Linked DNA regions of Homo sapiens: regions 2, 3, 4 and 5 are each linked to region 1. A link is a loop called in an ENCODE intact Hi-C map of the cell type or tissue named here. Cell type or tissue: B cell. All regions are shown on one strand. Links, peaks and the distances in the headings refer to the core of each region. The heading gives the core; the rest is flanking DNA.

Region 1 (6,064 bases), core at 754-5,753:
CCATCTGCTAGCTTTTGAATGTGTTTGCTCTTGCTTCTCTAGTTCTTTTAATTTTGATGTTAGGGTGTCAATTTTAGATCTTTCCTGCTTTCTCTTGTGGGCATTTAGTGCTATAAATTTCCCTCTACACACTGCTTTAAATGTGTCCCAGAGATTCTGGTATGTTGTGTCTTTGTTCTCACTGGTTTCAAAGAACATCTTTATTTCTGCCTTCATTTCGTTATGTATCCAGTAGTCATTCAGGAGCACATTGTTCAGTTTCCATGTAGTCGAGTGGTTTTGAGTGAGGTTCTTAATCCTGAGTTCTAGTTTGATTGCACTGTGGTCTGAGAGACACTTTTTTATAATTTCTGTTCTTTTGCATTTGCTGAGGAGTGCTTTACTTCCAACTATGTGGTCAATTTTGGTATAATTGCGATGTGGTGCTGAGAAGAATGTATATTCTGTTGATTTGGGGTGGAGAGTTCTGTAGATGTCTATTAGGTCCGCTTGGTGCAGAGCTGAGTTCAATTCCTGGATATCCTTGTTAACTTTCTGTCTTGTTGATCTGTCTAATATTGACAGTGGGGTGTTAAAGTCTCCCATTATTATTCTGTGGGAGTCTAAGTCTCTTTGTATGTCTCTAAGGACTTGCTTTGTGAATCTGGATGCTCATGTATTGTGTGCATATATGTTTAGGATAATTAGCTCTTCTTGTTGAATTGATCCCTTTACCATTATGTAATGGCCTTGTCTCTTTTGATCTTTGTTGGTTTAAAGTCTGTTTTATCAGAGACTAGGATTCCAACCCCTGCTTTTTTTTGTTTTCCATTTGCTTGGTAGGTCTTCCTCCATCCCTTTATTTTGAGTCTATGTGTGTCTCTGAACATGAGATGGGTCTCCTGAATACAGCACACTGATGGGTCTTGACTCTTTATCCAATTTGCCAGTCTGTGTCTTTTAATTGGAGCATTTAGCCCATTTACATTTAAGGTTAATATTGTTATGTGTGAATTTGATCCTGTCATTATGATGTCAGCTGGTTATTTTGCTTGTTAGTTGACGCAGTTTCTTCCCAGCCTCGATGGTCTTTACAATCTGGCATATTTTTGCAGTGGCTGGTACCGGTTGTTCCTTTCCATGTTTAGTGCTTTCTTCAGGAGCTCTTGTAAGGCAGGCCTGGTGGTGACAAAAATCTCTCAGCATTTGCTTGTCTGTAAAGGATTTTATTTCTCCTTCACTTATGAAGCTTAGTTTGGCCGGATATAAAATTCTGGGTTGAAAATTCTTTTCCTTAAGAATGTTGAATATTGGTCCCCACTCTCTTCTGGCTTGTAGAGTTTCTGCCAAGAGATCCGCTGTTAGTCTGATGGGCTTCCCTTTGTGGGTAACCCGACCTTTCTCTCTGGTTGCCTTTAACATTTTTTCCTTCATTTCAACTTTGGTGAATCTGACAATTATGTGTCTTGGAGTTGCTCTTCTTGAGGTGTACGTCTGTGGCATTCTCTGTATTTCCTGAATTTGAATGTTGGCCTGCCTTGCTAGGTTGGGAAAGTTCTCCTGGATAATATCCTGAAGAGCATTTTACAACTTGGTTGCATTCTCCCTGTCACTTTGAGGTACACCAATCAGATGTAGATTTGGTCTTTTCACATAGTCCCATGTTTCTTGGAGGCTTTGTTCATTTCTTTTTAATCTTTTTTCTCTAAATTTCTCTTCTTGCTTCATTTCATTCATCTGATCTTCAGTCACTGATACCCCTTCTTCCACTTGATCGAATTGGCTACTGAAGCTTGTGCATGCGTCATATAGTTCTCATGCCATGGTTTTCAGCTCCATCAGGTCATTTAAGGTCTTCTCTATGCTGTTTATTCTAGTTAGCCATTCATCTAATCTTTTTTCAAGGTTTTTAGCTTCTTTGTGATGGGTTCAAACATCCTCCTTTAGCTTGGAGATGTTTGTTATTACCGATTGTCTGAAGCCGTCTTCTCTCAACTCGTCAAAGTCATTCTCCATCCAGCTTTGTTCCGTTGCTGGCAAGGAGGTGCGTTCCTTTGGAGGAGAAGAGGTGCTCTGATTTTTAGAATTTTCAGCTTTTCTGCTCTGGTTTCTCCCCATCTTTGTGTTTTTATCTACCTTTGGTCTCTGATGATGGTGACGTACAGATGGGGTTTTGGTGTGGATGTCCTTTCTGTTTGTTAGTTTTCCTTCTAACAGTCAGGACCCTCAGCTGCAGGTCTGTTGGAGTTTGCTGGAGGTCCACTCTAGACCCTGTTTGCCTAGGTATCACCAGCGGAGGCTGCAGAACAGCAAATATTGCAGAACAGCAAATGTTGCTGCCTGATCCTTCCTCTGGAAGCTTCGTCTCAGAGGGGCACCCAGCTGCATGAGGTGTCAGTTGGCCCCTACTGGGAAGTATCTCCCAGTTAGGCTACTCAGGGGTCAGGGACCCACTTGAGGAGGCAGTCTTTCCGTTCTCAGATCTCAAACTCCATGCTGGGAGAACCGCTCCTCTCTTCAAAGCTGTCAGACAGGGAAGTTTAAGTCTGCAGTAATTTAATAAATATTAAATGGTATGAACACTACCTTCACATTGTAAAGATACAATATTACAGGCAATATTACAGGCAACTATTTTGTCCCCAGTATTTTAACTTATTTCTCAATGATCACTTTTAGGCCACCTTTTTGAAATATTTTATAGAATAAAGGTTTAGGGAAACAGAGAAATATTAATTTAAGCCATTTTTCTAAATATGCTATAATAAATTGTAGATATGCTTAAACTCATTTAAAAGAAAGAGCAGGCAGATAACAGCAGGAAAGAATAGGAAAGTTTTTACTGCTTATAAAAATAAGTTGGTCAACAAGAGATTTCAGGCAGGAGTCACACTAGAACTGCTTGCAGACCAAAATTTCAAATCCTAAATCTTTGCAGAAAGTAAACACCAAAAAAATTGGAATGGGTTTTCATTCCTTTGCATGTAGCTAGTAAGGGATGGGTATTGCCTACTGGGAGAACCATCTTGCTGCTGAAGCACAGTCGAAATGACAGTAATAAAAAACACAGAAGAATTTAGGGGTTGCTATCAGGGGAGCAAATGAGTCTCCATTGGTTTAGTAGAGAAAAGCAGCCTTAAAACAAATAAACAAAAACTTTTAAAATATCTCCGTCAAAGGTATGAGTTTTTATGGGAGTAAGTCAGTCATCATCTGCTAATGAACATGTGGTAACAGAAGTGGCTTCTAAGGCCAAAGAATGTCAAATATCTAAGAACCAGGAAGAATGGAAAGGAAAGTTCAAGATATAACTTGACCTAATAACAAAGTTGTAAATAACAATAAGATGATGAAGTATTTGTTAAGCAGATACTTACATCTATTATTTCACAAAACCCTATGAAATCACTACTACAAAAAACGAAGGCTTAGCCATGTTGAGTGACTGCCCAAGTTCTTGAGAACTTTGACCAGGGCATGGGGAGTGTTTTTATGATGCTAATTTATGTGTGCATCATGGGTGGGTGGGAGGAGACTTCAAATGTTGGCAAAGTAAAAGGATACAAAACCACAGACACACCCAATCTGTCTACCATTTTCATTTTAAATTCTTGTTCAAACTGGAATGTTATTTTCCATTTAACCATTATTTAATAGATCCCTTTATGGTTACATCTTTCTAATAAAGGATAGCTATATTTTAAAATAAAAAAATTAAAAATAAAATTGCCGTCTGCCTAACTAGACAACATTGCCATCTAGTGGCCTAAACACACTATAGCTACCACTTCTGGGGTGACAGCAGAGGTCCTATCAAGGCTCTGAAGGGTGTGCCCAGTAGACACAATGTTAATAACGATGCCAAGCCATACCAAGAGCACACAAACTCATCCAAAGCAAACGTGCTGACATTCAACCAGAAAACGCACTCTAGCCTCAAAGATTTAACAGCTTCACTGAGAAAAAACCAAAAAAACACACAAAAAAACAACTACTACCACCATTGAACCAAGGTTTTGATGTGCCTCACTTAATTATTTATTTTTCTTTGAAATTTTAAGATCCATTTCTCACTCCTTTGTTCACCTACCTGCTTGAAAATGTTTCCAAACATCCTCTCATCTTTACAGTAAGAATATAGCCCTCTATCACCATGACCAAGGAAAGAAGCAGGTATCAGCTGCTAATGACAGTCAATAACTCAACAGGGAGTCAATCTGTGACTTACAGACCCGGAATCTGTCCTAGAATGAGCAAGCCAGAGCTAGGCTTTGGTCTAAACAAGATGAAGATTTAAGGGACAGGAAAATAGGAAAAGGCTTACAAGATTGGCACAGACGCAGCTTCAACTGAGGTACACAATATTCTAGTGATAAATTATCTTAACAAACATCCTTTGGGGCCTTTTCTTTAATTAAAATCAGATACTCACTGCTTCTCCAGATTTACTGCAAGGCTTATGTAACCCTTTGTTTCTGCAACCAGGTCATTTATTGAAACCATCAACATGCTGAAAGGGCACGGAAGGGCATGGAGAAAGAACACGTCAAGGAGTGGACCACTGTCACAACACCACTGGTGGGTTTTTGTCAAACCCATCTCTGACCCTACCAGTTTAAGATCATGAAGGATGTGAGAGTACAAACAAAACAGCTGTTAAATCTTTTTTAGCCCATTCTGGATGAAATAAGTATAGAAACACAGGAGATCAGTTTAGATCTGTTTGAATAAAGGGACAGGAAAAGTTGGAAGAGGCAATTTTCAGAAATCCAAATACAGTATGTGCTTCTCCAAAATTTGCAACAGAGGCTGAATCAAGCCCATGCAAATGGATCTTAGTTCAAATTCATGTCAGAAAAATCTGGAACACACTTCACTTCTCATATGCAAATATCGTAGGAAAGCAGCTGTTTGTTCTTACCTATAATAAAAAGAATCTCCACTGCAATGTCACTGACGGTTGTGCTCCGAGTTGTGGACAGGTCGTCATTGCCAATAAAGCAAACGTTGTAAGGTACAGTCACAGCAACATAAAACGTTGCCAACAAAATAAGCCAGTCCCAGCCAGCTTTAAAAGTGCTAAAATGCAGAAGTATGAATTTGGACTTTTTTGCATCAGAAACTTTATACTCCGGAAATGCTGGTTTATCTACAAAAACATTCTGTGGATGAAGACAAAAAGGAGAGAAAGGAGAAACACAACATTAGAAACAAGGATTACATAGCTTGAAACACACACTTTTGTGAGTAGGATCATTCACTACACAAAGCAGTATCTTACAAGTGACTTTTAAAAGTTGGTGACGCAAAGCATCTAAACATCTAAAACTGAGCAGAGATCTTTGTTATAAGGAACAGGAATATGCAGAGTTTAGTCATGAAGCTAAGTGAGTAACCCAGATTTTGTTCATTAAAAAATAAAAAAGACCATTACCTAAAATGTCATCAAAAAACATTCACAGTTACATGTAATTCTACACACATTATAAACACAAAGCTATATTTACATTCCTATTGTCATGAGAACATTCTGTATACTTGTAGATTTCTGATGACAGTCATTATCTAAAGACTATATTTGACCTGATATTTTACTGATGACAGCAATGGTGCTTTTCTTTCCAAAAAGAATAGATATATGACCAATATTATATTGTAAACAGTTTACATTTCTTTCCAAATATAGCCAAGTCGTGCTAACTACTTTCATTTTTTGCACTGTGGCTGTTGGTGAAGTTGGGAACCCAAATCTCGTTACCTTGACTGACACAGATGCACTCTGACATGGGCCAGACATTATTCAGATGGTAAAGTAAGAAACAGTTGCTTAAGAGTTATTAGTCAAGTCATGGGAGGAGAAAGCCAATGTTCACTGTGCAGCTGATTAAATGCAGAATAGCTGGAGTTTTTGATAACTGCAAAAGCACTTCACTTTGAATGCAGTTCAAATTGATGAACAATTCCCTTGTTGCTAGAAGACAAAGGGAGGCCCAACAATAGCATGTGTGGAAATTTGACAAGCCTGTGACCAGCTACTTGCAGACCTGGCTTTGACCTCAATTAATGGGAAATATAAGATAGGTAA
Region 2 (6,064 bases), core at 555-5,554, 140 kb after region 1:
AAGAATTACTAGTAGATATTGATAATAACTGAGAATTTCTATTGAGAATATCTGCCATTTCAAATAAATGTGGCACCACTTGAATTTCGTCCAAAGTTACCTGCAAAATACACATGAATTTCATCCAAAGTTACGTGTGTAACACAAACACTCTTCGTCCCTGATGGAGAAGTAGGCCAGCCTGCCTCTGCTAGCACTGTAAGTTGTTTCTATTTTTTTCTCTCTCCATTCCCTGCCTAGAATGGAGAGAATCAATTCCACAAACCAGCAAGCTAAGGGGAAAGGGTAAAATTTAATGGGAGAGTGATAATTCGAGTTGTTTGTGAATGATAGGTACATCCAGCAGGTTCACTTAATAGACAAACTTTGTTAGCAAAACTGCTTATTCAAATTACCAGAGGAACTAGGTTTCTTGAACCCATAAATGGTTCATTGCAAACATGCCCATTATTCTAAATTCCTATTAATTTTTCAATTCCCAGTTGGATCCAGCTGCCTTCAAAGGCACATTTCTATTTGCAGTTGCTGACACTCTGTAGAAATGGCTAATAATTTCATCTAACTGTGGGACACTAAAAATGTGACAGAATTAGCTACAGATGTACTTCATCCAGCCACAAAGAAAACATGGCTATGCCGAAGAGAGTGTAATCACCTTTCTGACGTGGGTAAATTGTCTCTCTGCAGAAAGGAGAGCCTACTAGCAAGAATACCAGTCTTTCATTTATTGGTTTGTTTGTTTTTTGAGAAAGGGAGAGAAAAAGTTGTGGGCTGTCAAGTAATTGGAGTCATATGGGAAATTTGGAGTCATACTCTAGTAAGTAGCATTGAGTAGGCTAAGAAATCCCCAAAGGGATCTGCATGCAATGGTCAAAAACAAACCACAAAATCAAAACATAAGCTGGGATCATGGAAAAGAGACAATTAGATCCAAGACCTGTTGACTTGTCTGCTGAATCTTTCACTGTGTTTTAGAGCATCTGAAAATAGAATCGGTTGAAAGAAGCTGTTCTCACATAGTGTTGGCCCAATTATCTTTCAATCTTTCAATCTCTCATAAATCTAGGTCCTCATGGTTCTCCCAGGTCTCTGAGCAACACTTCAATTGCCTCTACCCCGTTCCCCAATAAGTGCTAGTGTGTGGTGCCAGAAATTATAAATAAACTGTTATGGCCCCCACTCATAGATTATTTACCTAAAAGGCATTCAAGTGTCAAGATATCATCTTAGTTTCTGTACCTTAGTAAATGCCAGTGCACAATTCCCAGGAAATGGAGAACTACTCTACCCCAAATAAACCTGATGGGAGAATAGCAGTGTGATTTAGCTAGACATGCAGACTCACTTCAAGGAACTGGGAAGGTAGAGCTCCAATTAGAATGCTGGCCCACATTCTAGGGAAGAGATACAGGCCCAAGCCAGTAACAGCAGGGTATGTGTAAGCCTCCATGAAACAGATAATGGGCGTGCAGACCTATGGCAACAGTGGGCACAGGCCTTAGATATTGGTGCATCAATAATCACATATTTTAGTCTGATCTAATGGCAGACCTTTCTCCAGGCCAAGGTGGCTCAGCATGGAAGACATACTGGATTAGGGAGAACATGTTGAAGGTGAAAGAGTATCTTAACTATGAGACAATGCTGGTTAGAGAGCACGAGATTTGGAGTTAGAGAGATTTGGTATAATTACTAACTTCACTATCTTCTAGCACTGTGTCCTTGGTACATGTCTAATGTCAGGTTCCCCAGATGCAAAGCCTGAGGCAAAGGCTAGGATATACCCAGTTTATTGAGGGAATACTCTCAGGAAAGACACATAAGAGAATAAGGGAAGCAGGATTGAGAAGGAGAGAGAAAGCTGAGAAAAGACATGGTTTCTGGTAAAGTTTAGCCTTGGCCTGATCCACAGGGGAAGTTAGGAGGCAAAGTGTACCCACAGAATTGTCCTTGCCTTAAGTCAAAGGAGCTGGCTTTTATCGGTTAGTCATTGGATCTAGCCCATAGGTGGGAGAGGAGGAAAAGGTGGCTAACCTCCTGAGCTAGGCAGCACCCACTAATGAAGGGCAATTATCCAAGGAAAGGGACAGCTATGTGTTTTGTGGCCAATGCTCCTAGCAGCTATGGGATGGTCCTATAGCAATCTGGATCCAATCCGGATAAAGATGTCACATGGTAAATTAAACAGACAACATTTAATATAGAGAATTATTAACTCTGATAAAAGTGTAACTATATATTATCCTAGGGCTTAGGGAAAAAATCCAAGGAAGGGCAAACTTAGAGAAAGTGCAGTTCAGCTCCCAACGTCGTAGAGAATTACATAGGTATGGCCAGGCCAGAGGTGGTCTGGAGTTGCTGGGCCAGCAATAGGCCATCACCCTCTAGAGTGCTGAGTGCCAGCCCAGAGCAGATGATCAGCAACTAATCCCACGGGCAGGCGGGGGTGGTAGAAGCCCAGGTGCTGTCAGCAATAGGAGCACTTCAGTGGGTGCTAGCCATGCCTACCTCTGGTTTCTGTGTCAAGAAGGCTGAGGAGAGACTATGGCCATGCTGAAGCTGCAGGCTTGCAGAGGGACTGTGTTTTGACCTTGATACTGGAGTAGACTTCACTAGATGTCCTCCTACCCACATGGCCAATACCAGGACCATTCTGAAAAAGCCTGCAAAGCCTTTTCCTCCTCTATTGTCCCTCTAGCACCCTCTACTGAGAACGATTAACATTATGCTCTCTTTAAAGGGGAAGTACTTAAAGGAATTCCGTTATCACTGAGCATATGCTGAAGACTGCATTCTGAGCTGAGATGCAATAAACAGATGACTGAAATAGTACCCCAGGCCAGTAAAGACATATCAAGATGACTACTGGTTTTTGGCCCAAGCAACTAGAAAAAATAAAGTCTCAATTCAAGAGCTGAAGAAAACTGGGGGATTGGGGAAGCATTTTGGTGGGAAAGAGAAATCAAGGCTTTGTTTTTTGATATTAATCAGAAATGCCTACTAGACATCCTAGGGGGGAAATACCCAGTAAGCAGTTATACATGGGCCTCGAGTTCAAAAGAGAAGAGGCTGTTCCAGAGATACAAATTTCAAAGTCCTCAGTTTAGAGATGTATTTAAAGGCTTGAGACTGATGGGATCACAGAATGAGGTGCATATGGATGGAAAAGGGGACAAGTTCAAAAACAGAGTCCTAGAACACTCCTATTAAAAAAGATAGGATTGCAATGTTGTCTTAGGTTTCATAGAGGAAATATCCTCTTTAATTTAAGAGAAATAGATTACTCGTAAAGGCAATGAGTTCCTGTTCCATGTGCACAAGCAGCACTTGTTAACATCAGTAAAGGATGCTGTAGAGATTCCTACATTGGGTGCAAAGAAGGAGTCTATGATCTCCAAGCTCAAAGCCATCAATATAGAAGATAATTAATGAGAAATTGAGAGACTTTTAATTAAAGACCTGCCCTAAACTTGCTCTGTGGCTTTATCAAATCATGAAACTCCCTTAGTCTTCAGTTTTCTCATTGAAAAAATAAAGGAGTTGGATGAGATATTCTTTAAGATTCTCTTCTGAGACCCAAAAGTCTATAATTATTAGGCATCCATTTTTGTGCTACTTAACCCAGATGTTACAAAACCCAGCTACAGAAAAAATACAAAGTGATTTAACTGAAGAATTGCTGATATGCTCAAAATTAATTAATTAGATTCTTGGAGTCTGACAAAGGCAAATCCTTTCCAGGTAGTTCCTGAATTATCTTTGCCAGAGCTCCTGTTCCCACTTCCACTCTGAGGTGGTGCAGCTGTACTTCTGTACTTCTGTGATAAGCTAAGGCAAAAGAAGAAAATTTAGCTCAATTCAAACAGTATGAGCCCCAACCACGAGACAAGTACAGTGCTAGATGCCTTGAGACATGTGAACAGGCCTTTTCAGGATTTATAAACTAGTCAGTAAATGGCCAAGTAAATTCTAATGAAGATAAGAATAAATTACTACCCAGAAATACATAGTGCTGGCTGTGTGAAGGCCAAAGAGGACATCAACCATCTGTTGGAAAGTGGGGCTCACACAGATAAAGCTGGTATTCACGTTGGGGCTTGAAGATCAAGAGAGTTGCCAGGTATGTTGAAGAATAGAAGTTTTGGAGTCAAGTGGGTCTGGGTTTCAAACCCAGCTCTATTAGCTGTTAGCTGTGAGACCTTTGGTGAGAATATTCACTCTTAAAATCAAGGTAATACTTTTCTCTTAATGTAGTTGTGATGAAAGATGTAATAATTATATTTAAGATGCTTAATAAATATGTGAAATCTGAGAAGGAATCAATAAACCACAGCTATTACTATCTGGATAAAAGAGGTGATAATGTAATCCCAAGAGAAGGAACACCATGAATAAAGCTCATGAGTCTAGCATTCCCTGATCTTCTGACCTATTCACAACCAACCAGTCTTTCTAATCTTATTCTGGCTACTGTCCATCATGACTCTCCTTGTTATCACATGGAGCTACCTATCATCCTCAGTGTTCTCCCAAATTCAGTGATTAACATACCACCCAAACACATTTTGTCCTAACACTAGTACTATTATTTGTCTCTACTTTTCCTTAAGTTGCCTAAGGTTTTCCTTAAATACATTTATTTGATGAAAACATTTCATACCACAATTTTAAATGGAAATCCAGCATGACTTTCCATAAGATTAAGAGAACTAAAAAATAAATGCGATCTGAGATCAATTTTATTATAGTTACCGTTGTCTGACACAGTCTTGGAGCCTGAGGCCTGCTGGCTATGTGTTAAAGAATAGGGGGAATGAAGAGGAACTGGCTAGCTAGCAAGTAAAGCAAGGAGTTAAAATATCAGACTGAGGTCTATTTTTTCCTGAGTAAAAAAAATTTTGAAGAGAATTGGAAAGAGAAAACTTTCTCACTGATGGTTCAACATTATTTAATGTTACATCTGTCTACTGTGCATATCAGCAGTGGTACAGAGACTACGCCTTGAGAAATACTGCCTTTGTTCACACCATCCTGCCTTTTTAGTTTATCCCAATCCTTCACATCTTTCAATGCTTCCTCCAGCCCCACCTCTTCCATGAAGCCTGCCCTGACTATTCCAATCAACAGACAAGTAGGCTCTCCATCTTTTAAATCAAAATACTTGGTGTTAGCAAACCTATTTGGAAATAAATCATGCACTTCTACATGGCATCTGTTCTTTGACTGTCATACTCACATATTGCTCTTGCATTTTTATCATTGTATATGTTTTTCTTCTGCCTCCCCAGTGTAAGTCATTATGGGTGGAAACTATGTCTTTTCTTTTCACCCACAATACCTTTCTCTCATGTACTTTAAAAAATGAGAAGCATAAACGTATGTAGAAAACTAATGAAAATATGTGGTCAATGGGACATCATGTATTTATGACTGTATAGGAGAACTGAAACAACCTAGATGAAGGCTAAGGATAGTGGCATCAACTAGGCATTATTGAAATAAAAATATTTGAATATTGGATAGTATGCAAACATCTTCCTAATTTCAGGTTCATATGGATGTGAAGAAGGAAGCTGTCAGCACTAATGCAAAAAGCTCATCATACTTTCAGGGTCCAATATTAACAGGGCTCTGCCCAGATGGTGCTGTCAGAGGAACCTACTTTGTATTCTCACCATCATCCTTCATTTTTATCTCTCATTTGATTCACTGGGAAATATGAATGACTCCTATTTGAACATATGTGACAGCCCGGTTTTTCTAATCAAATTTTTTTTTTTTACTGATAGGTTTATGAAACTTAACCTTCTGTAACACTAAAGCAGCCATTTTACAATGTGTCAGAACCCTCCACAACAGAATTTCAGGAGTAAAAGGACAATCTTGATGAAAGCAATATATATTTTTTTAAATGGGCATTCAGGAAGTGTGATGCACAAGAAGATAAAATATGAAAATGAATTCTCTTACATCTTACACTTCAAATGAGATTGAAGCACCAAAAAGAAGGCTTTATTCACCCTGGTGGTAGGGGTTTTGTGTTATTTTCTTACTAAGTCCTATG
Region 3 (6,064 bases), core at 671-5,670, 300 kb after region 1:
ATCGCATTGAGTAAGTTGAGGAGCAGGAAGAAAAGGAAGAGTTGATTTCGCTTGTCTCAGGGTGGCAGAGGCAGAAGAAAATCCATGTAGAAGTGGGCCTGTGCAGTTCAAACTCGTGCCATTCAAAGATCAACCATAAATAACTAAAATTATTTTACATAATAAAGGAAACAACTCTATGTGCATGTATACAAAGAAAGTAAGGTGTGTATTTTGTTAGAAAACCTATTAAGTATGAAAGTGTGTTTTGATTAGTTAAGAGAAAAATGGTAATTTTTGTCCCAAAATAGAAGGACTGGCTGTTCCACAGTGAGAAAGAGGAAAAACATAAAGACAAAAATTGAATAGATATGAGAAAGTTATAGGTTTGTGGAAAAGGAAGTTTGATAAAATTTTATGTGTGCTCAAGTTGGCTAAGATTTGAAAGGAAATTATTTGTAAGTTTTTAAAATGTAGTTTTAATGTCAAAAGTATACTAATGCAAAATTAGATTTTAGTTTAATCGCTCTTTTTTTTTTTTGATATGGAGTCTTGGACTGTCACCCAGGCTGGAGTGCAGTGGCACGATCTCGGCTCATTGCAAGCTCCACGTCCCGAGTTCACCCCATTCTCCTGCCTCAGCCTCCCCGGTAGCTGGGACCACAGGCGCCCGCCACCACTCCCGGTTAATTTTTTATTTTTTTATTTTTTAGTAGAGACGGGGTTTCACCGTGTTAGCCAGGATGGTCTCGATCTCCTGACCTCGTGATCTGCCCACCTCGGCCTCCCAAAGTACTGGGATTACAGGCGTGAGCCATTGTGCCCGGCCTAGTTTAATCTCTTAAAACAACAAGTTTTGTTTGTTTTTGTTTGTGTTTGTTTGCTTTTAGTATTGGTCTGCGCTTAATAATAAATTGTGAAAGGTTTTTCTTTAGCTTTTTAGTAATTGGACTGGGAAACAAAGAATCTGTGTTTTATCCAGATGATTTCCTGTAGTTCACGTTGGCTTTATTAGGCTTTCGATTACTTAAGAAAACTGAGTCCTCTTTAATAAAAGCTAAGGCTTTTCCTAGAAGTATGTGGTTTTCTGTATTTGCCATTGAAATCATTTAATAATCTCTACAGTTAAATGAATATATACTGTTTCACAGTGATCTGTGATTCTATTTTAACGAAGTGTTTCCAATCTTTTAACATTTTTGACAACTTCCCAAAATCAAATTGTAAACTAAGATCTTTTGATCTCAAACTAACTTCGGGAGTTTTCAGATGGACCCCTGGAATATCTCAAAAGAATTAAAAAAATTTTTTTTTATTGTTTAAATTTTTGTGTGTACAAAATAGATGTATATACTTATGTCATACATGAGATATTTTGATACAGGAATTTAATGTGAAATAAGTACATTATGGAGAATGAGTTATCTATCCTCTCAGCATTTCTTGTTTGAGTTGCAAACAACCCAAGTACATTCTTTAGGTTATTTCAAAATATACAATTAAGTTATTTTTTGACTATAGTCACCCTATTCGGCTATCATAATAAGTCTTATTCATTCTTTCACTCTTTTTTGTACCCATTAACCATCCCCACCTCTCCCAAGAATTTTTGTCTTATAAAAGGAAATGTGTTAAACTAATTGTCTTATATGATATGTTAAATTGCATGGGAAGTATGGTCAAATAATGTGATGCTGAACCTTTTTCAAACCATGCTATGGAAATGTTATTAATATGTGTTCCAGAAATTGTGCAAAACTCCTATAAATCTGATGGTCCTACAATAATGCTGTCAGTCATAATTCTAGTTAGTATCCTACAATATTGTATATCACAGAAAAAATGTAATTTCCCTGAAAATTGCTTTATAATAATTTCTCATCAGATATTTTGCATGGCCACTTTAAGTATTGTCTTCTACTACAGTTAATAATTTTACTCTGGTACTTTCTTGAGCACTATTGAAGCAACTATAAATGTAAAGTGTCTTTAAGGAAATTCATGGGACAGACTTTGATAAGTATACATTTCTGATAACTTTAAGATCATACTATTAAACTGGATGATAATTGCCATAACTCTAATGAAGAAGCCGATTGGTTCATGAAACTGCTAACCTAACATCAAGAAGGACAAGAATTAATTGAGTACCAAATAAACACTTTGGCAGATTTTCATGCTAAACCAGCTAGTACTGAAACTGTTAAAATATGCAATTTGAATAAACTCCACAGGATTGATCCAAGTCAAATTACCTAAGATAACCTATTTAATAAACAGTGCTGTGCACCAGAATTAGAGAATGAAAATTGATATTTAGAAGAAAGTATATTCAAAATTGACTGTGGACTCATAGAGGGCCCTGATGGTTGCCTGTTCTTTCCTGAGTCTTTAAAGTTTCTATTATTAGGAGCTCTGCACCCTGCGACTATGATGGAGTAGTCAAAATGATACAAAAAATATTGGTATAGAAACTAAGAATTTCTAAAATGGTCTATAACCACTGATTGGATTGAAAACTCTTAATCCTAGTAAAATAATAAAAACCTCAAGTGTTACATTTCTGCCACCTACTGGATTATTTGAACACTTAAAGATGGATTTCATTCAATTTCCACCCTCCATGGATTATCAAAATGTTCTTGTAATTATCTGTATGTTATTTGGTTCAATAGAAGATTTGCTATATAGGAAGGCTGGTGTTATACCAGTAACTAAAATATCATGAGTAAATATGTTTTCTTTATAGGATATTCTCAGATAAGTCTCTGATGATAGAGGCACTCACTTTACTATACATATTATAAAACAGTTACATAAAGTATTACAATCACAATGGCATTAACATTGTCCCTATCATCTTCAATCTTCTGGGAACATTGAAAGGACAAATGTTATTTTAGACACTAAAATTGGCAGAAAACCAAAAGAAAACATAATTCAACAGTTTGTAGTCAAGTCTGTAACCCTAATTCTCTAATTATTAGTAGTTTCCAGCCATGCAATAGTTCAGTAGTAGAGCTTTAAATAAATACTACTAGTGCTTTCTTACTGATGACCCCTAATGCGAAAGGTATCCCACAAGAAGTTGTCTTTTGTGCTTCTCCAGGATATATTTTCATCTGTGGAGGATTTATTGATCAGTCACATATATGAGCAATCCATGTCTCAACAAGTGGGAAACAAGAACTCAATGCATGTAATGGATTATAATGGTACCACCGTCACTTTATAATGAATTTGAAACTGAACATTGGTCTATACCTTCTAATTTGTATTCTAACATAAGAAGAAATTTGCCAGAAGGCATAAATATCTCTGTGATGGTTAATACTGAGTATCACCTTGATTGGATTGAAGGATACAAAGTATTAATCCTGGGTGTGTCTGTGAGGGTGTTGCCAAAGGAAACATTTGAGTCAGTGGGCTGGGGAAGGCAGACCCACCCTTAATCTGGTGGGCATAATCAAATCAGCTGCCAGCGAATATAAAGCAGGAAGAAAAACGTGAAAGGCGAGACTGGCCTAGTCTTCCAGCCTACCTACATCTTTCTCCTGTGGTGGATGAGTCCTGCCCTAGAAAATCAGACTCCAGGTTCTTCAGTTTTGAGACTCTAGTGACTCTTCCCTCTAGAGAACCCTGACTAATACAATCTCTAAATGGGCAGCTTTGATAGAATGTTTCTTCTTTGGCATGGCATAAATATAAATGAGGTTATGATTAAATATCTATCCAAACACTAGCTACTATTGTTGACTCTACTGCAAAGGCATCTCTATTATGGCTGATATTCTTACTTCCTCCCAGCCCCTACCAATCCAGCAATATTTCCAGCCTTTTCTATTAAGGTCCCTTAACTCCCTGTAGTCTTCCCTTTTGGACAAAATTTAAGATTACCCCGGCCAAGTGCAGTGGCTCACACCTGTAATCCCAGCACTTTGGGAGACCGAGGTAGGTGGATCACAAGGTCAGGAGATCGAGACCTTCCTGGCCAACATGGTGAAAACCTGTCTCTACTAAAATACAAAAAAATTAGCCAGGCATGGTGGCTTGTGCCTGTAGTCCCAGCTACTTGGGAGGCTGAGGCAGAGGAATAGCTTGAACCCAGGAGGCAGAGGTTGCAGTGAGCCTAGATTGTGCTACTGTACTCCAGCCTGGTGACAGAGCAAGACTCCATCTAAAAAAAAAAAAAAAAGAGATTGCCCCAACACTGTGTCCCTTGCACACAGGCCATGCACGATCTCCAGGTGAGAAACACTCTTTCATCTTTTTCCCTGACAAATTCCAACTATGCAGGTTAATTCCACCATACTAGAAACTTAACATTTTTCCCTGCCATTGATCAGCTAGTCAACCAGTCTCTCTTGTTCTTTGGATTTCTTAAGTGAGAGACAGAGTTCCCCTCTATGCTGCAAACTATGAGAAACATATCCCTCCAAGTGGTTGCATTGAAGCGTCTTTCCCTAGTCTTAATGGAAGCTGCCTGCACTCTCCAGCCCCACCTCAACCACTTGTGAGGGGATAGGACTCCACAGCGCACATTTTAGAGTTCTCTCTAAAATAACTTCCACTTTCCTCGTCTCCTAATATATAACTGTTTATATTATTATTGCAAGTGAAATTTGCATCATAGTTGTACTGCACTTCATTTAGGATGCAGTATCTACTGAATTAGAGAAGTGGTTCTCAAAGTGGCCACAGACCAGCACTATCACCACCACTGAATAACTTATTAAAAGTGCTGCAAATTCTTAAAACCCACCCCAGAACTACTGGGTCAGAAATTATAGAGATGAGGCCGCCATTAGTCTGTGTTTTTAACATCCTTCAGTTAATTCTGATGCATGGTAATGTTTGATAACCATTGTATTAAAGCATCTGCCAAAATTCCACTTTACTATCCTTTTACATGTGTACTTGCCTGATGCTGTCAACCCACTTAATCTATTTCTCATAATAACTCATATGCTTACAGAGTCAATAAATAAATATAAAAATGATAAATCATAATTATCCTTTACTACAGTTAGTGTCTGATTATTTGACATGAGTTAAAGTTTTGGCCAATAAGGGCAGCTGGAGGAATGTATCCTCATTCCCTTTCTTCTGTCTCCCTATGTCCAGTTTGCTCTCTAAATTGCAAAATAAATTATCGTTTTGTAAAACATTGCATTACTATTTTGACTTTGAACAGATTATTTTTTATTTCGAGACATTATCTTTTTATTTTATTCACTGCCTTTTATAAGACTCTCTTAGGTCCTTTTGTTGGTGTAAATCAGGGCTTCTCCACCTTGTTGCTATTGTCATTTTGAGCCAGGTGATTCTTTATTACAGGGAGCTGTCTTGGATCTCAGTAGCAATCACTAAGTTGTGAATAATAAAATTTTTTTCACACATTGTCAAATGTTTTCTGGGAGTAGAAATCAACTACAATGGAAGAATACTGGTTAAAAGGGATAACCAACAAATCCCCAAATAGATTAAACATTTCTTTGAGAGAATCCACCTTTTGAGTTCTAGAAGAAACACTTCATTTTGGTCAGGCCTTCTAATCAGCATAGAGATGATTTCAAAAATATCTTAAATAGTTTTATTTTGCAACTTGTTATAAAAATGCAGCTTTAGATTGCTGAGAAAATATTCTTAAGTTCATCTGATTCATATCATCAATTAAACTCGTAGAATCATTTTGAGAATTGACTGTCTGCGAATCCTCATTTATAAACACAACAGGCTCCAAAAAAACACAATTACTATACATTTTCTGAAGGAAGGGAGTGGTTGCAGCATCTTAGACTGTTGATTTAAATTGTCTTCTTTTTTTCTTATTTCATTAAGTGGTAATTCAACTCTTCATCTTTAGCGATTTTCTTTACTTACTTTAGGCAATTATTGCTGGCGATTATGATGTTAATGAGTTATGCAGAGCAGACTGAAAAAATGAAATATATTTTTAGGAAGTTAAGTTAATGGGAACAACAATTTGAATGCATGCAAAAAGCAGGCATCTTTCTTATTGTGCCCTGATTGATTTTATAAGTCAGGTGTTCATATGAATAGATAACCTTTACTTAGCGCAGAG
Region 4 (6,064 bases), core at 725-5,724, 200 kb after region 1:
TTCGTAGTGAAACCAACTGAGAGCATTTGTTAGGGGTGGTAGTACAGACTCCTAATTACAGGGTTAAAGCCAGCTAGGAAGATCCACAGGGTCAAGTAGAGAGCTTGAAAAGCCTGAGAAGGAGTGGGGACCTGACCGTGGTCCTGAAAGAGAACAACTTGCAGATGATAACGAACCGTCTGCTAGCAACCACACAACATCCTATCTATTTTTTTTCCTACTGTAGCTTAAATGAGCTAAATGTCCAATAATATTCGTACTCAAAAAAAAAAAACTAAAAACTTTCTCTTATCATCAAATCGTCTTTATTCATGTCCTTCTTCCTGAACAGCCTCTGCTTGAGTGTTAGGCTCATTTAAGGATTAAAAGATACGCTATTCTAGCTCAAAAGCAGGAATCAAGGTTCTGACAAACTCACAACACTTAAAATTCTACAGAAAGCTTACACTTGGCAATCCTGCATTTCTTAAACTCAGATAGAAAATCATACCTATCCGAAATATATCACGGAATGAAGCTCCAAGAAAGAACACTCCAAGCTCTCCTTTTGATCTAGGGAGCCTTGAAACTCTAGAAAGATTAGGTACACCGATATTCCCCTTTTCACCTCAGAAAATTACAACCAATTCCCTAAAGATACACCAAAATGCAGGTCCCACAGTGAATACGGGCGTCGGTCTTTCCTCAGGCTGCGTTTCAGTCCTTAACAAACCCAAGAACTCAAGAGAGCCAACTATTACACCAATACAAAGTGTTAATACTACACCAAACCATGAGGGAACAAATTTCTCCGCACAAAAGATACCTTGGCAAGAACAGAAGAAAATTCACTCCGCTGGTGCAAAAGGGAAGGTGGGAGCAAAAGTAATGTGTACGAGAAAAATCAGTCTCAGAAAATGCCATACCACTCGTTCAAGTGTAAGACTTACGTGTTCCGTCAAAACGGGTGGCGATGGTGTCCAGGAAGGTGTTTTGCGGCGCCAGTAATCCTTTCATAACCGGCATTTTTCCAGCGTGGTGTGAAATTCTCCATCAAAGTTTGTCCAGAAGGATGGTTCGAAAGGAAAGTGCCAAGAAGGGAGAAGGGGAACCTGATGACGGCAGGGAAGGGGGACCCGGCCTGACGGCGGGGCCGAGCAGGGGAAGTGGAAGGATGGAGGGAGAAAGGGAGAGAGTTCCAGCCGCCCCGGCTGTGGCAGGAGGAGCCCCAAGAGCGCTCCCCGAGCCCGCCCCGCACCTCCAGGCTCAGCCCGGCGCAGGCTCCCTCTCCCGCCCCCTCCACCCCCGCCAGCTGCTGAAACCCCCCCACCGTCCCTCCGCGGGCAACAGTGCCCGCCAGGCGCCGCCGCGCGGTGCCTCGCCCCCCACGTCGCCCGCCCGGAAAGAGCCCGCAGTGGCCCGGGGCGCCGCGCCCTGACCGACGTCTCTGGGGTCTGGGAGGGCGGCGCTGAGAGCTGGGAGAGGCGCTGAGCCTCCCGGTCTCCACGGGACGCCGGGAAAGGAGAGCGAGCGCAACTCCCACGCCCCGGGAGCCAGTGAACAAAGACCCCTTTGTTCCCTCTCCGTCCCACTCCCGGGGAGACTGGAGTCCCGTGGGTGTGGTATTGGAGAAAGGGAGGAGACAGGTCGGGGCAGGTATCCGGCCTCAACCTAGAACTTAGGAGGGGGAGGCCCCCCAGTGGTGTCCAAGGGAGCAGAGGCAGCCAGGAGCCCCACGGGGAGGCGGCCCCCTTCCGGAGCACTTGCCATTGCGAGCCCACGCGACAGGGGCAGGGCAGCCCGAGTTAGTTGTGAGGCCCATCCCCAGTCACCAGGGTCTTTTAGTCCGGGAAACTGGCCCCGAGCTCCAAAAAGGGGTGCTTCAGCCCTTCTCCCCAAATTGCCATTGGCCTCCCCAAGCCATCCCAAACTTTAAAAAAATAGCCTTTTGAACGGACAATGGATGGTTTCCCATTCTCCGGTAAAATGTGAATAAAGCATTTCTAGAAAAGTTTGCTATTTTTATTAATTTGCAAAATACCACGTAAGTAAAAACAGTAAGGCTGCCTTCCAAAAATAGCTTCAAACACAAATCCCCTAGCCTGCCCCCCTTTCCCCAGCCCCCACTCCCGAAGACTGACACCTCCAAGAAGAAAGCCTGGCGGACGGCCAGGAACTGAAGGCGTCTCAGAAAACGAAAGTGGTCTCTCCCAGTCCTCCCCCCTGGCCCCCCCCGCGGGGACTCCCTCTCGGCCAACGTTCTGCGGGGAAAGTCGCCCAAGCCTGCGGCACAGCCCTGTGGGGAGTGCAAGGGGACACCCAGAGCCCGAACTTTATAGAAAACTCTGCAAGGGAGGTGGAGTGTGGAAGGGAAGTTGAGAGCCCCAGGGTAGAAAAACAAACGTAAGCCCAGGTGCTAGTGCACCCGGAAGGAAAGGAGGGAAAAAGCAAACAGGTGTCAGAGCCGCGGCGAGGCAGCTCTGATCTCCAGGAACTCGGGCGTGGCGGGAGGAGGGAGGGAGGGCCCACCCCCCGCCCCCTTACTAAGGGGGTTTCTTGTTTCAATTATCTCGGCTGTTGGGGCTTCGGGGGGGACCCCGCGGGTTTCGTCACGTCTGCCTTGGGCTCCGGGAGGGAGGGGGAGAAGAGAGAGAAGCGGCATCCCCCTCTCCCCGCCCCCAGGCCCCCTTTCTCGTGATGCACTTCCTGCGGCCGAGGATTCCCTTTGTGTTGAAATTCGAGAAGATCCGGCAGAGGCTCTAGGCTAGCTGGGCGGGGGCGCGCCGGGGAGGGGACAGGATTCCGGAGTGGGCGGCGCGGGGCGGCCATCCCAGAAGAGAAGCTACCAACGTGGGGTTCCTCGCCCAGCTGCACCCTGCTTCTGCCGCAGGTCCGTCCCTGTCCTCCCCTCAATCCTTGTGTCCCACCCCAGCTTCGCTTTTCGGAAACCGAGCTCACGCGGGTGGAGTCCCCCACGCGGCGAGCCGATCGCAACTGCAGGTGGCTATGTGGCTCAGTCTTGGGCGGAGCTGGGGAGAAAAAGATGAGGGAGTCCCTGTTGTTTGGGTGGCGCATCGTGTCCCAGAAAATTCAGGCTGTTGCTGCCGATGTAAAACGGAGATAAACGCCACCCGTGAATTGGCTCGAAGTTCAGGATGAAATGTATTAGTTGTAAGCTATGACTGTGGTTCATAACAATTTGCACTGTAGGGCCGTGTGTGTAAAAATTGTTTCCTCGTGGTCCTGATCTGTTACCTAATATATGAAATCACTGCAAGAAGCAAGCCACATAGTGGCTTAAAAATGACAACCCAAAAGAAAGCCCCAGTTTCATGGCAAAAGGAGCCTGGCATTTATCATTCACTGTCTCCCCTCCAACACCTATTATGTGTCAGGAACTGTGCTAGGCATGGCAAGATCCCTGCCCTAAATTCAAATTCAAGCCCTGTATTCTACTGAACTGCAGTAGATGGACCTAACTATCTCTTATATCCTTTGCCCACCAAGAAGTGTTTCTTAATGAAGACAGCCATCACCACTCTGGTCTTGAGTTCCAGGCCCTTTTTAAGTTCTAGCCCGAAACCTAATGTTCATCCTAAGGGTTTGTGGCATCAGTGAGGCCAAATTGTGCCATTAGAACATGACCTCCATCCAAGTTTAAGTATATTAAATCCCTTTAAACATGTTTTGCCACCTGGAAAGCAAAGACCGTGAAAGAAGCACCATGGGAGTCTGGAGTTTTCACTATCATCTGCCCCAAATCACCAAATCTCATGTGCTTTCCTTAAGGAAATTTTCCCACTGTCCCCACTTATTGACACAAAAAAACCCAACTCATTTTGTTGCAACTCATTTTATTGACACAAAAAACCCCAACTCATTTTATAGTAGATCACACACTACAGGGATGTGATCTTTCTCTACGGACTAAACGAGACAATGCTACAAGAATACAGGATAACCACACAATAGAGTAAACTTAATGCCCTCATTAAAAATATTGATGTTCATGACAACACATGGACACAGGGAGGGGAACATCACACACCCGGGCCTGTTGGGGGCTGGGGAGCTGGGGGAGGGATAGCATTAGGAGAAATACCTAATGTAAATGACGAGTTGATGGATGCAGCAAACAAACATGGCACATGTATACCAATGTAACAAACCTGCACATTGTGCACATGTACCCTAGAACTTAAAAGTATAACAATAATAATAAAAAATTCATGTTCACAGAAAAGATATTTTTCTTTCACTTTAAAATGTAAAGGAAGGCACAAAATCCCTATAACCAGACCAAGGTACTCTATTATGTACTATAGAAGGCCTCTAGGTAAAACCAACCTAGGCAAAGTTCACTGATACAATAAACTGCCCCAAACCCTACTGACTTAAAATGTCAACAATATTGTATTTTGCTTTCAGATCTCCAATTTTTACAGGGATCAATGGGGCAGGTTATTTCTGAGTACACTTAACCTGGAACTGGAATATACACTTCCAAGATGGTTCACTCAAAGTTATGGAAATTTGGTGCTGGCTTTCAGCTGGGAGCTCAGCCAGTGCTAGGGCCTTGGGGCTTCAGTTATTGGTGTAGATCTCTCCAGGAACTACTTGGGCTTCCTCACAGCATGGTGGTTTCCAGAGTGTCTGAAGAGACAGGAAGTAGGAACTGCCAGTTTCTTAAGGCCTGATCTAGAAACGGCCAGATTGAAAGCAAGCACAGAATCCAGGTTAATCAGAAAGGGGGAAAAGTCCAACCTTTAGATGGAACAAGTATCAAATAAAATGGAGCCATGTTTTAAAATCTTCCTATCAATTTGTTAGTATTTTGAGTTTCAAAGGAAGTTGCCTCATAACAGCATTCCTTAATGTGATTAAAAATCCATTTTTACCTATTCTTTATGTCTCCATAAGCATTTGAGATTTATGGGTACAAGATCTGGGTTCAACTCTATAATTCCTTATAGGGAAAATGTAACACACAAGAGAGAAAATACACATTAAATTCACTTAAGAGTTATAAGCCACAGATAAAGCAATTTTTATTCTTATTTTATTTAAGACTGACTCTCATTAGCATTTGATGTTGTCTTTTCAGACTGACTGGAACTGGAAAAAGCTTCAGGGCTCTCTATATTAGTTTGATGGTTTTAGGTCGGCTTCACGTCTGTTTTCTAATTATAGCATTCATCCAATACCATGACACAAAATAGCTGCAAATGCCTTATTGATGCATATGTATTTGACTGTAGGCACTGAAAATATTCTTAAACTTTTTCTGGCAACAAGAATTTTAGCCTTCGCAAGAAGGCAATATTTTAATTTACAGGCATCTACTCAGATGTATTGAGTTCTAGTTTTGTTTCAACCACTTATCCCCTTTGTCATTTAAAGTTTGTGGGTTTCCATTTCCTTAACTGTAAAACTGGGATAATAATACTTTCCCTACTTACTCCACTGAGTAGAAGAAAATATTTATGAAAGCCTTTGAATCTCATAATATGTGGCATACAATAAAAGGGATGATAATAATCATTGTTCTCTTTTTTATGTTCTAACATATCTAATACAAGTTGTTTATCCACAATAAATATTGTTGACCAACTATGACAGTTTATGGTCCTGTTAGCTCAGAACACATTTATGTATTAATAATTTGTTACAACCTATGACTGGTGAGCTTTTCCTTCTAAATATAAATGACTTTAGAAGCTCAGAAGGAAAATCAAGCAGTTCATTTCTTTGACTAACGCTTTCAAATTGTTGTGCTCTTATATCCAACCAAGCTGGATTCCAGTGGTATGTTCACTGCCTCCTCTTCCCCAGTGTTCACTGCCTCCTGTTCCCCAATGGTCACTGCCTATTTCTCAGTGTATGTAGAAACTAAAATACTCCAGCACAATCTCCAAAGCTATGGTTTCAGTCAGAGTAATCTAGGTTATGCCTCAATAAAAAACATAATATCTCAATGGCTTATTACAATAATGCTATTTCTTGCTCAGTCTACATGTCCCACCTGAGTTGGTAAGAGCCTGCTCATTATTGGGGCCCAGATTGATGGAAGTTCTGCTCAAAAGGT
Region 5 (6,064 bases), core at 630-5,629, 280 kb after region 1:
GCTCTGGAGATATTTTCCCCATTGTCTTGGCAATTAACATTTGTCTTCTCTTTACTTATGCAAAATTTCTGCAGCCATCAGCTTGAATTTCTCCCCAGAAAATGGGTTTTTCTTTTCTACCACATGGTCAGGATACAAATATTCCAAACTTTTACACTTTGCTTCCCTTGAAAACACAAGTTCCAATTTCACACCATCTATTTGTGAATGCATATAACTGTGTGAAGTTAGGAACAGCCAGGTTAATTTTGAATACTTTGCATCTTAGAAATTTCTTCTGCCAGATACCCTAAATCATTTCTCTCAAGTTCAAAGTTCCATAGATCTGTAGGGCAGGGGCAAAATGCTGCCAGTCTCTTTGCTAAAGCATAGCAACAGTGACCTTTACTCCAGTTCCCAATAAGTTCCTCATCTCCATCTGTGGCCACCTCAGCCTGGACTTCATTGTTCACATTACTCTCAGCATTTTGATCAAAACCATTCAACAAGTTTCTAGGAAGTTTCGAGCTTTCCCACGTCTCCCTGTCTTCCTCTGAGCCCTCCAAAATTTTCCAACCTCTGCCTGTTACCCAGTTCCAAATTTGTGTCCACATTTTCAGGTGACTTTATAAGAGTGTCCCACTCTCCTGGTACCAATTTTCTGTGTTAGTCCATTTTCACACTGCAATAAAGAACTACCTGAGATTGGTTAGAGGTTTCTGCACAGTTCTTCATGGCTATGGAGGACTCAGGAAACTTACAATCATGGAAGAAGGTAATGGGGAAGCAAGGCATGTCTTACATGGCAGCAGGACAGAGAGTGAGGTGGGGACTGCCACACACTTTTAAGCCATCAGATCTCATGAGAACTCACTCACTATCATGAGAACGGCATGGTGGAAGTTGCCTCCATGATCCAATCACCTCCCAGCAGGTCCCTCCCCAGATATGGAGATTCAAACTCCTGGACTAAAGGTGGCTTAGTTTTAAAACTGAGAAAATGTACAGGCATTCTTTTGTAATTGCAGTCAATAAGAGTATACTGGACATCAATGAAAGACAACTGAATTCAAACACTTTCTCTAGAATTCACCACATGTCCTCCCACCTTAGCTTTCCAAAGTTGTGAGATTAGAGGTGTAAGTCACCACACCCGGACCACCTCTGCTCTTGATTATGGTACCTGGAGACCCCTATCTCATCCTCATCTCCAGAAGAGAAATCCTTACTTTGTTACATCTTTCATCTTTCAAAATTATAGACAAAACTTGACTTTCAAACAGATTCATGTTAAAATTTTCATAGAACTGGACTCGATTCTTCTTAGATTATGATAACATTTTGATTTAGGTCCTGGGGAGTAGGATTTTCTTCCAAATCCCTGTACATAACAGGACAGAGGCAGCTAACACTGTCTTGCCCTTGGCTTGGGAACTATAGCTGGCCTTGGCCATAGCTTAGTTGATTTGTATATCCAGCTTTGAGGGTCAAGGAATTCACAGAAAAATAAAAGTAAGTAGAACATATTTGGGCCACCTCTGGTTAACATTTTTGTTCTGATGAATTTTTTCTACAATGAGGGATAAATATAAACAATTCTATAGAATACCTTATTCCTTTATTTGTAATGATGTAGGCAATACCTTTAATCTTTTGATTTTGAATTTTCCCTTTAGACCATTAGGGAAACTTTGCATAAGCTAAACACATAGGTGATAGAGCCACAGTTATAGGAAGCTGATTCTCCTGAACACAGCAGGTTTTATTATAATTCGCCAAGTCTTCTGGTTTAGGCACTTAGAGAGAGGTTAGGTGAGGCTTAGTTTTACAACTGAGAACATGTCTAGGCATTCGTTTGTGATTGCAATCAATAAGAGTACACTGGACATAAATGCAAAACAATTATAAAGAACTACCTGAGATTGAGTAATTTATAAAGAAAAGAGGTTTATTTGACTCACAGTTCCACAGGTGGTGAATTCTCTAGAATTTAATTGATTCACAGTTCCACATGTGGTGAACGCTCTAGAATTCACCATGTCCTTGAATCAAGACTCTCAACATCTTTGTATTTCAGTTTCCCACTGAAAGATTGTTCTGAGTGTTGAATGTTATATCATACATGATAGCATACAGCAAGGAGCTGGAAATGTTGTGAATCTTCAAATGTTACTTCAATCTATCTTTAATGCTTTTCTGTAGTTTCAATTTATCTACTAGGTAATAGGCAAAGAGTTCCTTGCCTTTATGACGTGTATCTTTATTTTGGCTCTTACACAGTAACTGACACACAAGTACTCATTATATTTTTGCTGAAAGAAGAGAAGGAAAGAAGAAAGCAGAAGTAACCATGAAATGACCAACAATTATACAATCAGAAACTGGTTTAAAGGCCAGCAGAACAAGTTGAAACTCTGTTGTTACGTGGATTAAAGATTTGTTATGTCTCTTTAAAGTAGAGTTTGATGATGGTATTTCAGAATCAGTTGTCTTTATTCAACATTATACAAAACACTCATCTAAATTTTGCCCAGAAAAATGCAGTTGTACAGAAAGCTTTATGTCATTATCACCAAGAAAATAATCATAATGCAGGATTATCCTACTGAGCCTAAGTCATGTCATAATTATTGTTTTGTTAATAAATAGTTGCAGCAAGATAACTGAGAACAGCAGCAGCCATCTGACCTGGGATATCTCATTAAAACTATAGGAGCCCAATGGAAAATGAAACATAAACATTAATTTTAGTCTCTAATAGAGAAGTTGGTTGCAGCCCAATCATTTGAATAATTTTTACTATTCAACAAATCTATCTCTCACAAGCACATTATTGTATATATGTGGTAGTTGGTTCAAAAGCCAACCCACCAAAGCCTGTTTAATGGCTAGTACACCTGAAGAAGTCTTTGTGCTTACAGGGCAGTGTGATCAGGTTTTCCTCATGGGATGCTAGAACTGTGTCTATCTTTCTAGAGTCTGTGAGATAGGAAATTCCTTTCTTGCTTCTAACCACTTCAATTCCCATTCAGCAGACAGGAGGACATGCTAACTGGAAGATTCGGGTATGCAACATTTGCTCTTGAACTGAATTTAACAGGGGTAAAGATTAGAGGAATCATTTCTGGGATGAGGAAAAAGACAAGAGATGTTCAGTGATCCTAATGGACTGTATATAATAATATTGAGACTATTAGCCTTTTATTCATTCCTCAACTTTCTTATGTATTGGAGGGAAAAAATACACACACGATGTCTAGCATATATTTTGTCTATAGTCATATAGTTATACATATAGTCATAAATTAAGCATAAAACTTAACAGCTATAAGGAATCTGTTACTTTAGTGTATAATTGCAAATGAACTATTTATTGGTGTTTTTCTGATGAGCTCCCTAAAAAGCTTTTTACAATAATTCCAACTCTACAAGAAGCAGAGAGTGACCTTTCCTAACCATGCAGGGAAAAACTCTCTGAGTCAACTCCTGTTGACACTACTGAGCTATTGAGCAGAAAACAATTCTCTCACCTCCACAAGTCTTGGACTCCAACCCTGAAATCAAAATGTAGACCCATTATTGGCCCTGCATTCACATCTATCTTTTTAAATGTTCTAATTTGAAAAAAGAATTGTTCTCACTTTAGTTTTCAGCCTGTGTTCTGTGGTTGGGGGCTCATGTGACAAGGCTACCATCTAGTGTGTTATAGACTTCATTACATCTTGAAACTAGAAAAAAAAATTATAACAGAATTGCACCACTACGATTAGCTAGTGAGGTTTTTCTGGTGATTTTAAGATGCAGGCCAGTCAAAACTCACTAACAGAATTACTATTTTCCATCACATTTTACATACTATAATTAAAAAATATCTCAAACTGTAGCCCTCACATTTGGAGTACTTTGCAGAATCAGAGAAAAATATGTATGCACATCGTTAGAGTCTGATTTGTGAAAGAAATCAGGACTGCTGAAATTAGATTGTATGTACAAAGATTAGAATCAGCAAAAATTTTCTTGCTTCACTGACAATTTTCAAACAAATTTAAACAGTCTATATAAATAACGTTGGTGTCCTGAACTCCGTTATGACTTGACAAGGTATTGGTGAACTCACACCAAAGACTTTTATAAAAAGAGGTTTAGCAAAGAGGCAGTATAAAATGGCGGCAAAGAGCATGGGTATTTAAAGCCAGACTGTCTGGGTTTAAATGCTGGCTTCCCTACTTAATAGCTGCGTAGACTGTGAGAGTGTTACCTAATGCCTGCATGCTTCAGTTTCACCATGTGTAGATGGGACTAGTATAGCAGTTAGTCACAGGGATGCTGTGAAAATTAAGAGAGTTATGATATACAAAGAAATCTACTTTGCTTCTTTTAAAAAAATAAATATTGTTCCCTTTATTGAATAACCAAGGATAGCCCGAATTTGGGTTTTAGAGACTGCATCACTTTATTTAAAGTCATACAGTTGGTAGTTAATAAAGAAGGAAGCCTAAAATCTACTTTTATGTTTATTTTTCTCCTTAGACATCAGCCAAAGAAGCGGCCTTGTTTTCTGCGCTGAAAAATTGCATTTCAAGGATCAATGCGAGGAAATAGCCAAAAAAAGAGGGGAGGGAGAGGAATCTGGAAGCATGAATGTTATCAGAATTTTTCAAAAAGTAGGAGAAAAGCCAACTGGTTTGCAATGAAAAGCGTCTGCTCATAGAGTTTAGCTCACTCGCTCTCCACCCTTTATTGAATTACATTCAATGAATCAAAATGAAGTGAAATGTCATATCTCAACTGCCTGAGTAATTGAAAAAAAATATGAAACAGAAGCCCATTTTGTCGTATAATGAAATCATAGAATTTACAGAAAAGACATGCAGAAACACAAAAAAGTAACAAAGTTAGTTAGTGCTGAAGGCTAACTCCAGAGGCGCTTCTCAGTACTCAAAACAGACTTCAGCAGACAAAATAAAGGTCACTAAAATGACATTTTTATTGATAACTAGCTCTTTTAGTAAGCATTGATCAGGCCAATTAATTACAACATATATAATTGGGAGAAATTACTCCAGCTTTGCAAATACCATTTACTCACACATCTCCTTACCTATGTTCTTCTCAGCATGCATAGGCACAGATATTTACTTGGGGCAAGAAGGGAGGCCCAGTAAGGGTAAATTGCTCTTGTATCTTGGAGAATTGAGCCAGGACTAAATGTAAGAAACCCAGAAATGTCCTAGAAAAACAATTCCTAAGGGCGCAAATATTTTTTAATATCAGCAGAAAAAAGCTCCTATGAACACCAGAGAGCAGAAATGTTGAAGAGCTTGACAATCAAGGTGATCACTTCTCCACTCTTGCTCTTGTGGGAGCTAATTCCTCAAAAGCCATCTAGATAACTACCTGGGCAACCATTAGTTATAGCAGACACCTTTGGTGTCTTATGCCACAATCCCACAGCGCAAGAGTATTTCAGCAGCAGGTGTGGTGGACAACACTTATTCAGGCTGACAGTTTCCCACCTGGATTCTCCAATGTTATTACTCAACAGTTTCTCAAAAACCAAGGGAGCTTACTCATAACATGTGGGAGAATTAATCTTCCCAGGGGAGATCATTATACAATGGGAGATTGGAGTCACTAGAAAAATGTCTCAACCACCCACCTTTTCATCAGGTAATTTTGAAGTGCATTCTGCAAGGTTTCTCAAAAGTCCTTAGTGGGATTGCACCCCAGTTGGCTACTGCAATAACCAGTTCAAATAACAGACACTTTTAAAAGCTTCCCTTTCTCTTTCCTTCCTGCTTTCTGGAATTACCTCTCCAAAAAAATCTACCTGCCTCTGAGTGCTTGTTTCAAGCTGTGCTTGTAAAGACTCCAATATTATAGTCTGGATAATTTTTGGCTCCCTGCTTTGAGTTATTCTTCATTGGTCAGATGAAACATTCAAGGATCACTATTAACTTACCTGGCTTACCTATAATGAATCTTTGGCTGTCTGACATCTCTTGGAGGGAAATAAATGCAAACGTCCATCAGCATTTACTATATTTTATTGCAAAGCTGCAAGTATCTCTTTCAAGATGGGAAA

The links. A loop is a pair of places that touch in the nucleus more often than their neighbours do. Peaks named below come from ENCODE experiments on the same cell type or tissue, not always from the same donor. Only the 100,000 strongest peaks of a DNase experiment are listed, where the experiment ranks them.
Region 2: a loop joins it to region 1, with 2.0 times the contacts of the local background. A loop is called at or near these places in 3 of 110 quality-filtered maps.
Region 3: it touches region 1 in a loop (5-fold over the local background); 2 of 110 quality-filtered maps call a loop at or near these places.
Region 4: it touches region 1 in a loop (8-fold over the local background); 4 of 110 quality-filtered maps call a loop at or near these places.
Region 5: a loop joins it to region 1, with 5 times the contacts of the local background. A loop is called at or near these places in 11 of 110 quality-filtered maps.

Annotation. Positions count from the first base shown.
Region 1 is chr3:19,346,802-19,352,865 of GRCh38, reverse strand. It overlaps KCNH8 (potassium voltage-gated channel subfamily H member 8), which reads right to left. Exons shown (of 16, transcript NM_144633.3): 5 at 4,901-5,141. Among named protein-coding and RNA genes, the nearest start is that of MIR4791, 35 kb to the right of the region's middle. RefSeq lists a silencer at 3,807-3,856. In B cell, for the core only: a CTCF peak has its summit at 3,720 (motif pointing left); DNase peaks (open chromatin) are centred at 3,775 and 4,985; H3K4me3 peaks cover 2,531 bases; H3K27ac peaks cover 2,015 bases.
Region 2 is chr3:19,210,406-19,216,469 of GRCh38, reverse strand. The region is part of intron 1 of KCNH8 (potassium voltage-gated channel subfamily H member 8); the gene reads right to left. Among named protein-coding and RNA genes, the nearest start is that of KCNH8, 65 kb to the right of the region's middle. In B cell, for the core only: CTCF peaks have their summits at 2,492 and 2,694 (motif pointing left); a DNase peak (open chromatin) is centred at 2,699.
Region 3 is chr3:19,043,120-19,049,183 of GRCh38, reverse strand. The region is part of intron 1 of LOC107986066 (a long non-coding RNA gene); the gene reads right to left. Among named protein-coding and RNA genes, the nearest start is that of KCNH8, 100 kb to the left of the region's middle. In B cell, for the core only: CTCF peaks have their summits at 2,358 and 2,557 (motif pointing left); no DNase peak of the experiment used is centred there.
Region 4 is chr3:19,143,661-19,149,724 of GRCh38, reverse strand. It overlaps KCNH8 (potassium voltage-gated channel subfamily H member 8), which reads right to left and starts at 1,215. Exons shown (of 16, transcript NM_144633.3): 1 at 930-1,215. The coding sequence starts at 1,005. RefSeq lists enhancers at 1,773-2,366, 2,367-2,960 and a silencer at 2,654-2,825. In B cell, for the core only: CTCF peaks have their summits at 2,757 and 2,960; DNase peaks (open chromatin) are centred at 954, 1,684 and 2,534; H3K4me3 peaks cover 2,697 bases; H3K27ac peaks cover 2,059 bases; H3K27me3 peaks cover 504 bases.
Region 5 is chr3:19,062,830-19,068,893 of GRCh38, reverse strand. The region is part of intron 1 of LOC107986066 (a long non-coding RNA gene); the gene reads right to left. Among named protein-coding and RNA genes, the nearest start is that of KCNH8, 83 kb to the left of the region's middle. In B cell, for the core only: a CTCF peak has its summit at 3,657; a DNase peak (open chromatin) is centred at 3,653.